Regions from separate parts of the Homo sapiens genome. Here region 1 is linked to region 2. Evidence: chromatin contacts called from ENCODE Hi-C or POLR2A ChIA-PET data. All regions are on one chromosome and are shown on one strand. Each heading gives the region's core, a stretch centred on a gene start or an enhancer-like site at or near the end of the contact. The rest is flanking DNA. Distances are from core to core; before and after follow the strand shown. Region 1 holds the start of ZNF500 (zinc finger protein 500). Region 2 holds the start of LINC01569 (long intergenic non-protein coding RNA 1569).

What was found. A loop is a pair of places that touch in the nucleus more often than their neighbours do. ChIA-PET counts read pairs that join two places held with the same protein, here RNA polymerase II (POLR2A). Pooled maps may share reads with other maps.
Region 1: a loop to region 2 is called in a map of natural killer cell, with 8 times the contacts of the local background. The contact joins the promoter of ZNF500 here to the promoter of LINC01569 in region 2. A Hi-C loop is called at or near these places in 1 of 168 maps with a recorded cell type or tissue (natural killer cell) and 8 of 50 pooled maps. POLR2A ChIA-PET finds 5 or more read pairs at or near these places in 1 of 52 experiments (CD4-positive, alpha-beta T cell).

The regions. Positions count from the first base shown.
Region 1 is chr16:4,765,912-4,770,480 of GRCh38, reverse strand. It overlaps ZNF500 (zinc finger protein 500), which reads left to right and starts at 3,319. Exons shown (of 6, transcript NM_021646.4): 1 at 3,319-3,464; 2 at 4,405-4,569. The coding sequence starts at 4,503. RefSeq lists an enhancer at 2,001-2,080 and a silencer at 3,273-3,572.
Region 2 is chr16:4,251,298-4,256,046 of GRCh38, reverse strand. It overlaps LINC01569 (long intergenic non-protein coding RNA 1569), which reads left to right and starts at 2,258. Exons shown (of 3, transcript NR_039999.1): 1 at 2,258-2,400; 2 at 4,013-4,725. RefSeq lists a silencer at 1,990-2,249 and enhancers at 2,480-2,689, 2,754-3,376.

The DNA of each region.
Region 1 (4,569 bases), core at 2,070-4,569, 510 kb before region 2:
ATCCCAGGTACTTGGGAGGCTGAGGCAGGAGAATCGCTTGAACTCAGGAGGCGGAGGTCTCAGTGAGCCCAGATTGCGCCACTGCACTCCAGCCTGGGCAACAGTGAGAGTCTGTCTCAAAAAAAAATAAAATAAGTAAAAATAAATAAAAAAATATAAATAAATATAAAAATATAAATATATAAATTAAAAATAAATAAAAAGCACATTAAAACTTGCAGTTTTTGCCCCCTGAACCTTCCCCCCATCACATCCCTCTTCAACGTTTGCCCCATCACCATCCTGAATTTGGTGTTCATCCAAGTCCCAAACATTTCTTTGAACCGCATACATGTCTCTAAATCATATGTAGAATTGTTTTGCATTTTCAAAATTTATGAAAATTGTATCATATTGCCACTTGCCTTTTTTTGTTTGGCATAGCCTCCGTGAGATTTATCCATCATTCTCCTGTTGACTAACATTTAGACTGTTTTCGGTTTTGCCATTACAAACAACACTGCCCTGAACACAGAGGTAGTCTTTATTACTAACAGAATTAGGACATATTAAGCCTATATGTGTCTGACGTTCTGTTCTGTCTCTTTACCATAATGGTGCCTACTGCAGGTGATGTTACCATCCCCATTGTACAAAGGAGTTATCCTTGTCTCCCTCCTCCACCCCAAGCTAATCAACCACCAAGCACTGTTGAATGTGCTCCAGGAATCTTGGCCAGATCCTTGTCAGTGACTACCACCATCACTAGTTACCCCAACTCTGGACCACTCCAGGAGCTTCCAGCTAGTCTCACTGCTCCTCTCCAGTCTTTCTGAGATCTGTACTCCACAAAGCTTCTTATCTGATCACGATGCTATCCTACTTAAAACCCCAAACTCTATTGACTCCAAGGATAAAATCCTTAATCCTCACCAGAGTCTCCAAGTATGGTCAGGCCTTGCCCATCCCTCCAGCCACATCTCCCAATCTCTGGTCTCCATTCTGTTCCTCAAACGCACCGTGTTCTCTCCGGCCCCAGGACCTTTGCACTTTTCACTCCTGCTGTCTGGAATCCTCCCCACCGGTTCCCCAGGTTAACCCTAGGCTGCTCAACTGTCACTTCCACCCTGAAGGTATCAGGTTCCCTCTTTTACGCCGCTTGCTAACATTTGCCAAAGAAGTGATTAAACAATTCTTCGTGCAATTTTGTCCACTGTATGCCTCTCATGGTAATTTTGTCCACTGTATGCCTCTCATGGCAAGCTCCATGAAAGCAGGCACCTGCCACCACTCCATCACCCGAGCGCCTAGTTAAGGGGGCAGTTGGGAGGACTCAACGTGCAGCGTTTATGCATTTATTATGCCTGGATGAATGGTCTTGAATGAGTTACAACCTTGAGGGTTAATGTCCCCCATTAACAGATATGGAAACTGAGGTTCAGGGCGCGCAAGGGAACCGCCCGCAGTCTCGACGACAAGGACGCTGCCACCGGGAGACTGCAGCCCCTTCCTCCGAGCCCCTGGCAGTGCCGCCACTTGAGGAGACCCTCCAGGCCGCCAACCCACCCCCTCTAGAGCGCCCAGGAATCTGCCTCCGGGGAGGGCGCGGGGCGCTCTGGGAAATGTAGTCCTGCCAGCTTCCTGAATCCGGCGTCCCCAAATTTGTTTCCGGCGGGCTGAGTCCTAGCCGATGCTTTGGGAAAGACGCGCGAGATTCCGGGGGTAGATCCGGGATGCGAGGCGGGGCGCGCATGCGGGGCGGAGCTTGTGCGGGGCGGGGCGTACGTTGAGTGTACGCCTGCTGTGTATGCTGCGTTGCTGCTCACCCGAACTCGGTGCTGGGACTCTTTCCTGGGCACCCCAGGCAGAGGGAAACTCCGGATCATGTTCAACCAAAGAGGAAAAGCAGCGAGAATCCAGCATAGGAGACGGGCCTTAGGATGCCCAAGTTAGGATTAGGGGCAAACTACGTTAACCTGGTAGTTAGGAGCTGAAGTTCTGGAATCAAAGATTTGGGTTCCAATCCCATTTCTGTACTTCCTGTTTGACCTTCTCTGGGGGGTTCAATACTTAAAACTCTCAGAGCTTCAGGGTTTTGTTTTGTTTTGTTGAACCGGTAGGTCTAGTTATAGTACCTCTATTACTAAATGAGGAAGAAACGAAGTACAAATGTGTTTTGCTTGCTTGATGCTCAAGAATTGATGCGACCGGGAGCGGTGGCTTACTCCTGTAATCTCAGCACTTTGGGAGGCTGACGTGGGTGGATTGCTTGAGGCCGTTGGAGACCAGCCTGGGCAACATGGGGAAACCCCATCTCTACTAAAAATACAAAAATTAGCCGGACCTGGTGGTTCGTGCCTGTAATCCCAACTATTCGGGAGGTTAGGTAGGAGAATTGCTTAAAACCGGGCGGCGGAGGTTGCTGTGAGCCAAGGTCGAGCCACTGCACTCTAGCCTGGGCGACAGAGTGAGACCCTGTCTCTAAATAAATAAATACATACATACAAGAATTGATACCTGGCTGGGCACACCTGTAATCCTGACACTTTGGGAAGCTGAGGCGGGAAGATTGCTTGGGCCCAGGAGTTTGAGACCAGCCTAGGCACCATGGTGGGACTTCATCTCTAACAACAACAACAAAGATTGATGCCCATTATTATGTTGTCAGAAAGAAGCAGGCAGGACAAGGGATATTTGGGGTTGGACGTTGTTGGGGGCCCTCTTGGGGGAGGGTGGGCGCAAGCACTTGGCATCTCTTCCAGTTTTATCTTGAACAACTTCTGCCTTTATTTATTTTATTTATTTATTATTTATTTATTTATTTTTTGAGATGGAGTTTCGCTCTTGTTGCCCAGGCTGGAGGACAATGGCAGGATGTCGGCTCACTGCAACCTGCGCCTTAGCCTCCTGAGTAGCTAGGATTACAGGCATGAACCACCACGCCCAGGTTTCTCCACGTTAGTCAGGCTGGTCTCGAACTCCCGACCTCAGGTGATCCGCCCGCGTCGGCCTCCCAAAGTGCTAGGATTACAGGTGTGAGCCACCGTGCCCGGACGACTTTGCTGGCTTTAAAGATGGAGGAGGCGGCCAGAGGAGAGCGGAGCGGGTGTGGAACAGTGACTGGGAAAGTAGCCCAGAGGCTGCAGAGTCGCCGCACGCTCGCGCGGTCACCGAGGTGCTGGACTACGTTACCCACAATGCGTGCCTTTGAGGACCACATTAACCACAGTGCACGTCGCGGACCCGCCCACTCGGCCGTGTTGCCACGCCCCCAACGGCCGGCTTAGCCAATGGTGCCACGGCTACGTTACCCACAATGCCGCCTGCGGGCCCACCCGCACGGCCTGGTTTGCACCCCTGGTTTAGGGTCTTCGGCCCCGGCTCTGGCGTCCCTGGCTGCCAAGCCTGAGGCCCGCAGTCCTACTCCCGCCGAGACCCGCCGCTCCGGTCCTGCCCCGAACTGCCCACGGCCGGCAGCGCTTCCAGTGAGTGCGGGGGGCGCGGGGACGCGGGTCCCGGCCGAAGCTTCGATTTCGCGGCCCGCGCCAGCACCCGGGTCTGTGCCGCGGCCTCGGGTACCGCTCACCCTCCACCTGAGGGATGAGACGGGAAAGCAGCCCGGCCTGGGGGTCCCAGCTCTCCCAGGACCCTGGAATTGGGGGGCTGTCGTGACCACCCACGCGGGGGTGCCTGACGGGGCCGCGTAGGGGCTTCAGGGTTCGCCAGACCTGGACACCGGGGATCAAGTTGAGGCAGAGTCTGCAGAAAGGCCCTACTTTTCATCAGATTTCCAAAGGAACCCCTTCCATATAGGACCCACTCTAATCATGGAAAATAACGATTCTCGAGCTCTGACCGCAAACATCCCTTTTAGATTGTTTTTGTTTGAGTCTCTCTCTGTCGCCCAGGCTGGAGTGCAGTGGCGCTATCTCAGTTCACTGCAACCTCCATCTCCCGGGTTCAAGCGATTCTCCTGTCTCAGCCTCCCGAGTTGCTGGGATTACAGATGTGCTACCACCATGTCGGGCTAATTTTTGTATTTTTTGTAGAGACAGGGTTCCACCACGTTGACCAGGTGGTCAACTCCTGAACTCACGTGATCTGCCCTCCTCTGCCTCCCAAAGTGCGGGGATTACAGGCGTCAGCTACTGCCCCCAGCCATCCCTTTTAGTTCTGTCAGCAACCTGTGTGTGTAGGTCCTGTTATCATCTCTGTTTGCCCAGTGAGGAAGCAAAGCCCAGAGCCCTTCAGTAAATTACCCGGGAATTAACAGGGGGTTAATAACAAAGATGACATTCATCCACTTCCTTTTCCTTTTCCATGGTGGGGTGAGCTGGCCTTGGAACCAGGGCAGGGGCTTCCCAGGCCAAAGGGCTTATCCAGCCCCAGGGCTGCCCTTCAGATGGTTTTATCGTCTCTCCACAGGGCCCTGAAAAAAACTCTCTTCCTGTGTCTGGCCAGAGGTATAGAGAGAGACAGGTTCAACTCTAAGGCCTGAAAAGGAACAAGGCCCACCGGAAGCAATGGCCACTGTCCCTGGCCTCCAGCCCCTGCCAACCTTGGAGCAGGACCTGGAACAGGAAGAGATCC
Region 2 (4,749 bases), core at 1,009-3,508:
GCAATGGCACGATCTTGGCTCACTGGAACCTCTGCCTCACAGGTTCAAGCGATTCTCCTGCCTCAACCTCCTGAGTAGCTGGGACTACAGGCACCCACCATCATGCCCAGCTAATTTTTGTATTGTTAGTAGAGATGGGGTTTCACCATGTTGGCCAGGCTGGTCTTGAACTCCTGACCTCAGGTGATCCACCCACCTTGGCCTCCCAAAGTCCTGGGATTACAGGTGTGAGCCACCGTGCCTGGCCTGGGCCCGGCTGACTTTTTTATATTTTATTGTAGAGGCAGGGTTTTGCCATGTTGCCCAGGCTAGGCCATGGTCCTTTAAATCCTTCACTCTTCCGTGACCAGAGATCGATTTACACCGTGGTCCCCTCCTATGCCTCATGCTCACAGTGCTGGGTGCTTGGGGACTGAGGCCAGAGCAGAAGGCAGAATCACAGCTCACCCCACGATGACAGTGGACACGAACTCTTCACAGAAAGGCAGGAGTCTGCAGGTTTTCTTGGAATTTTACAGTGAACAATTCAATGGCACTTCATACATTCACAGTGTTACACAGCCTACCTGGTTCCAAAACATGTCCGTCACTCCAAAATGACTCCATGAAGCAGTCACTCCTTCCCCCTCCTCCCAGTCTCCAGCAACCACCTGCTTTCTGGTTTTAATATCTTTTTTAAAAAATTAAAGTAGTTGGCTGGGCGTGGTGGCTCACACCTGTAATCCCAGCACTTTGGGAGGCCGAGGCGGGTGGATCACATGAGGTCAGGAGTTCAAGACCAGCCTGGCCAACATGGTGAAACCCCAACTCTACTAAAATACAAAAATTAGGCTGGGCACAGTAGTGGTTCACGCCTGTAATCCCAGCAGTTTGAGAGGCCGAGGTGGGCGGATCACTTGAGGTCAGGAGTTTGAGACCAGCCTGGCCAACATGGTGGAACCCCGTCTCTACTAAAAATACAAAAATTAGCCTGGCATGGTGGCGAATGCCAGTAACTGTGGTCCCAGCTACTGGTGAGGCTGAGGCAGGAGAATCACTTGCACCGGGGAGGTGGAGGTTGCAGTGAGCTGAGATTGTGCCACTGCACTCCAGCCTGGGTGACAGGGCGACACTCCATCTTAAAAAATAAATAAATAAATAAATAATTTTTAAAAATGAAAGTAGTTACATTTAGTAGAAGTCACACTTTCTGATTTTTGGTTTTGCGTGTTTCCTACACGCAAATGCATAGTTTCCTACCCACCACTATGATCAAGATATGATTTAAAGAAAAAATAAAACAGGCCGGGTACGGTGGCTCACGCCTGTAATTCCAGCACTTTGGGAGGCCAAGGTGGGCGGATCACCTGAAGTCGGGAGTTCGACAGCAGCCTGACCAACATGGAGAAACCTTGTCTCTACTAAAAATACAAAATTAACCGGGCGTGGTGGCGCATGCCTGTAATCCCAGCTACTCGGGAGGCTAAGACACGAGAATCGCTTGAACCCAGGCGGCGGAGGTTGCGGTGGGCCGAGATCGCGCCATTGCACTCCAGCCTGGGCAACAAGAGCGAAACTGTCTCAAAAATAAATAAATAGATAAATAATAAATAAAACCAAAGCAAAATAAAAAAGATATGAATTAGTTCCTTCATTTCCAATGCCCCCCATGCCTCTTGGTGGTCAACCCAGCCCCTAGGAGCCACTGATCTATGTTGCCATAGTCTTACCTGTGACATGTCATAGAAATGGGATAACCCTGCCTTTTGAGCCTGGCTTCTTTGCACTGCAGCCAATTTTCTCTTGCTGAGATTATCCAGCTAAATTTACATAGGATCTGGCCCGGCACAGCGACCCCTTTCGGCCAGGTGCGAAACGGCAGGCCCGACGGTCCCCACGCAGCTCCTAAGAGGATCAACAGAGGGCGCAGTGCGCCCGGAACGCCCAGCCCCTGCGAAAGCGGAGGCTCCTCTCTCGGTCCCTGCGGGACAGCTCAGTTCTCATAGGCCAGAGGCGTGGCTTGGGGGCGGGCCAGGGGAATCCCACCTCCCCTTGCATGCTCAAGCGCGCCGGGCGATGGTAGGCGGTCTCACCCGCAGGCGGTGGAAGTCAGGGGCGCGGCTGCGGCCCCGCCCCTTCCCGGACTCGCCCCGCCCGTCCCCTCGCCGCGCATGTTCCCAGACGCCTCAGGCCATGGCGCGCGCGCTCCCGCCAGCACGCACGTCTGGCCCCGCCCCCGCGCCTGGCGCCCGCGCGCTCTCTCGCACGATCTGCTCCCGGACTCCTTCAGCGCGCTGCCTGCCTGCCCAGGGCCTTCCCGGAGAGCAGGTGACGGCGGCCTCCGGGCATGGAGCTCGCGCTGACGAAAGGTTCTGGAAGCCGCCGTAAAAAGTAATCAAGAAACGGGTGACAGGACTTTTCGTAAGACATTTAATTTTTACCCAGAGTATCCGAAACATTGCCGTGTCAATCTCAGTGCGATGGGAGACTGCCGGCCCCAAGGAGCTGCTCGTCCTTCTGCCGAGTTCCGGCCCGGACCCGCGGAGGAGGAGACCGCCGCGCCGGAGCTCGGACCTGACGTTTTTGTGAAGCACAGGGGGCGTGGGAGGGACCGGATCAATGCGGCACTCAACAAAACCTGTTTTTAAAAGAGTCGTGCTGTGTCGCCCAGGCTGGAGTGCAGTGACGCGATCTCGGCTCACTGCAGCCTCCACCTTCCGGGCTCAAGCGAGCCTCCCGCCTCAGCCTCCTGAGTAGCTGGGATTACAGGCACACACCTCCAGCTCGGCTGTTTTATTTATTTATTTTTTTTTTGAGACGTAATTTAGCTCATGTTGACCAGGCTGGAGTGCAGTGGCGCGATCTGGGCTCACCGCAACCCCCGCCTCCCGGGTTCAAGCGATTTTCCGCCTCAGCCTCCTGAGTAGCTGGGGTTGCAGGCATGCGCCACCACGCCCGGCTAATTTTGTACTTATAGTAGAGACGGGGTTTCTCCATGTTGGTCAGGCTGGTCTCGAACTCCCGACCTCAGGTGCTCCGCCCGCCTTGGCCTCCCAAAGTGCTGGGATTACAGGCGTGAGCCACCTCTCCAGGGCCAAAAGCCTTTTATTGGAGTACTGGGTAACACATTCAGAAGAGGGTGCATAGCTTAGGCGCTCCGTGAATTTTCACAAACTGAACATACACCCAGGTAGCCAACACCCCCAGCAAGCCCCAGAATCCCCTCATGCTTGCTTTCTGCCACTATCAAGCAGTTTGCTTTCTTTCAGATTTTTAAGTTTTGAAATAATTATTGAAATGTACAGGGAGAAGTCTGGGTTGGTGGTTCTAACCTGTAGTCTCAGCTACTAGAGAGGCTGAAGGGGGAAGATGGCTTTAGCCCTGGATTTCTAGACTAGCCTGGACAACATAGCAAGACCTCATCTCTATTTGTTTTTGAGACAGAGCCTCGGTCTGTCACCCATGCTGGAGCGCAGTGGACCTCCGCCTCCCGGGTTCAAGTGATTCTTCTTTCTCAGCCTCCCGAGTTATTTGGGATTACAGGTGTGCGCCACCACGCCCAGCTAATTTTTTTGTATTTTTAGTAGAGACGGGTTTCACCATGTTGGCCAGGCTGGTCTTAAACTTCTGACTTAAGGTGATCTGCCCGTCTCGGCCTCCCAAAGTGCTGGGATTACGACGTCAGCCACTGCTCTTGGCCTATCTTTTTTTTTTTTTTTTTTTTTAAAAGAAAGAGATGTATAGGGAGATCACCCAGTATCCCTCAGTGTTAACATCTTGCATAGCTACAGTTAGCATAGAAGCCAGGTAATTGACATTGGTACTGTACATGGGACTTACTCAGATTTACACGTTTTTTAATGTTTTATGTGTATGTAGTTCTCTATTCTCTACCATTTTTATGAGAGTTCCAGTTGCCTTGCATTCCCACCAGCACTTAGTATTGTCAGATTTATCATTATTTAGGTATTCTGGTAGGTGTATGGTGGAATCTCACCATAGTTTTAATTTCTTCTCTTTTTTTAAAAAATAGGAACAAGGTCTCACCATGCTGCCCAAGCTGGTCTGAAAACTCTTGTCCTCAGGCAGTCCTCCCACCTCGGCCTCCCAAAGATCTGAGATTACAGGCATGAGCCACCACACCTGGCCTTGGTTTTAATTCCTGTCACAGTATATTAGTTTTCGCTGTTGTGTATTGATTGATTGAGACAGGGTCTCGCTCTGTTGCCCAGGCTGGAGTGCAGGGGCATGATCCCAGCTCACTGCAACCTCCACCTCTTGGATTCAAGTGATTCTCCCGTCTCAGCCTCCCGAGTAACAGGAACCACAGGTGTGTGCCAGCACGCCTGGCTAATTTTTTTTTTTTTTTTCTTGAGGTGGAGTTTCACTGTTGTTGCCCAGGTTGGAGTGCAGTGGCACAATCTCAGCTCACTGCAACCTCTGCCTCCTGGGTTCAAGTGATTCTCCTGCTTCAGCCTCACGAGTTGTTGGGATTACAGGCGCCCGCCACCACGCCCAGGTAATTTTTGTTTAGTAGAGACGGGGTTTCACCATGTTGGCCTGGCTGGTCTCGAACTCCTGACCTCAGGTGATCCACCCACCTCGGCCTCCCAAAGTTGTGGGATTGCAGGCGTGAGCCACTGCGCCTGGCCTAATTTTTCAATTTTTTGGTGGAGATAGGGTTTCACCATGTTGGCCAGGCTGGAGTTTTGCCTGTTCTAGAAGCTTGTATCAGTCATACAACACGTAAGTTCTTTTTGTCTAGCTTCT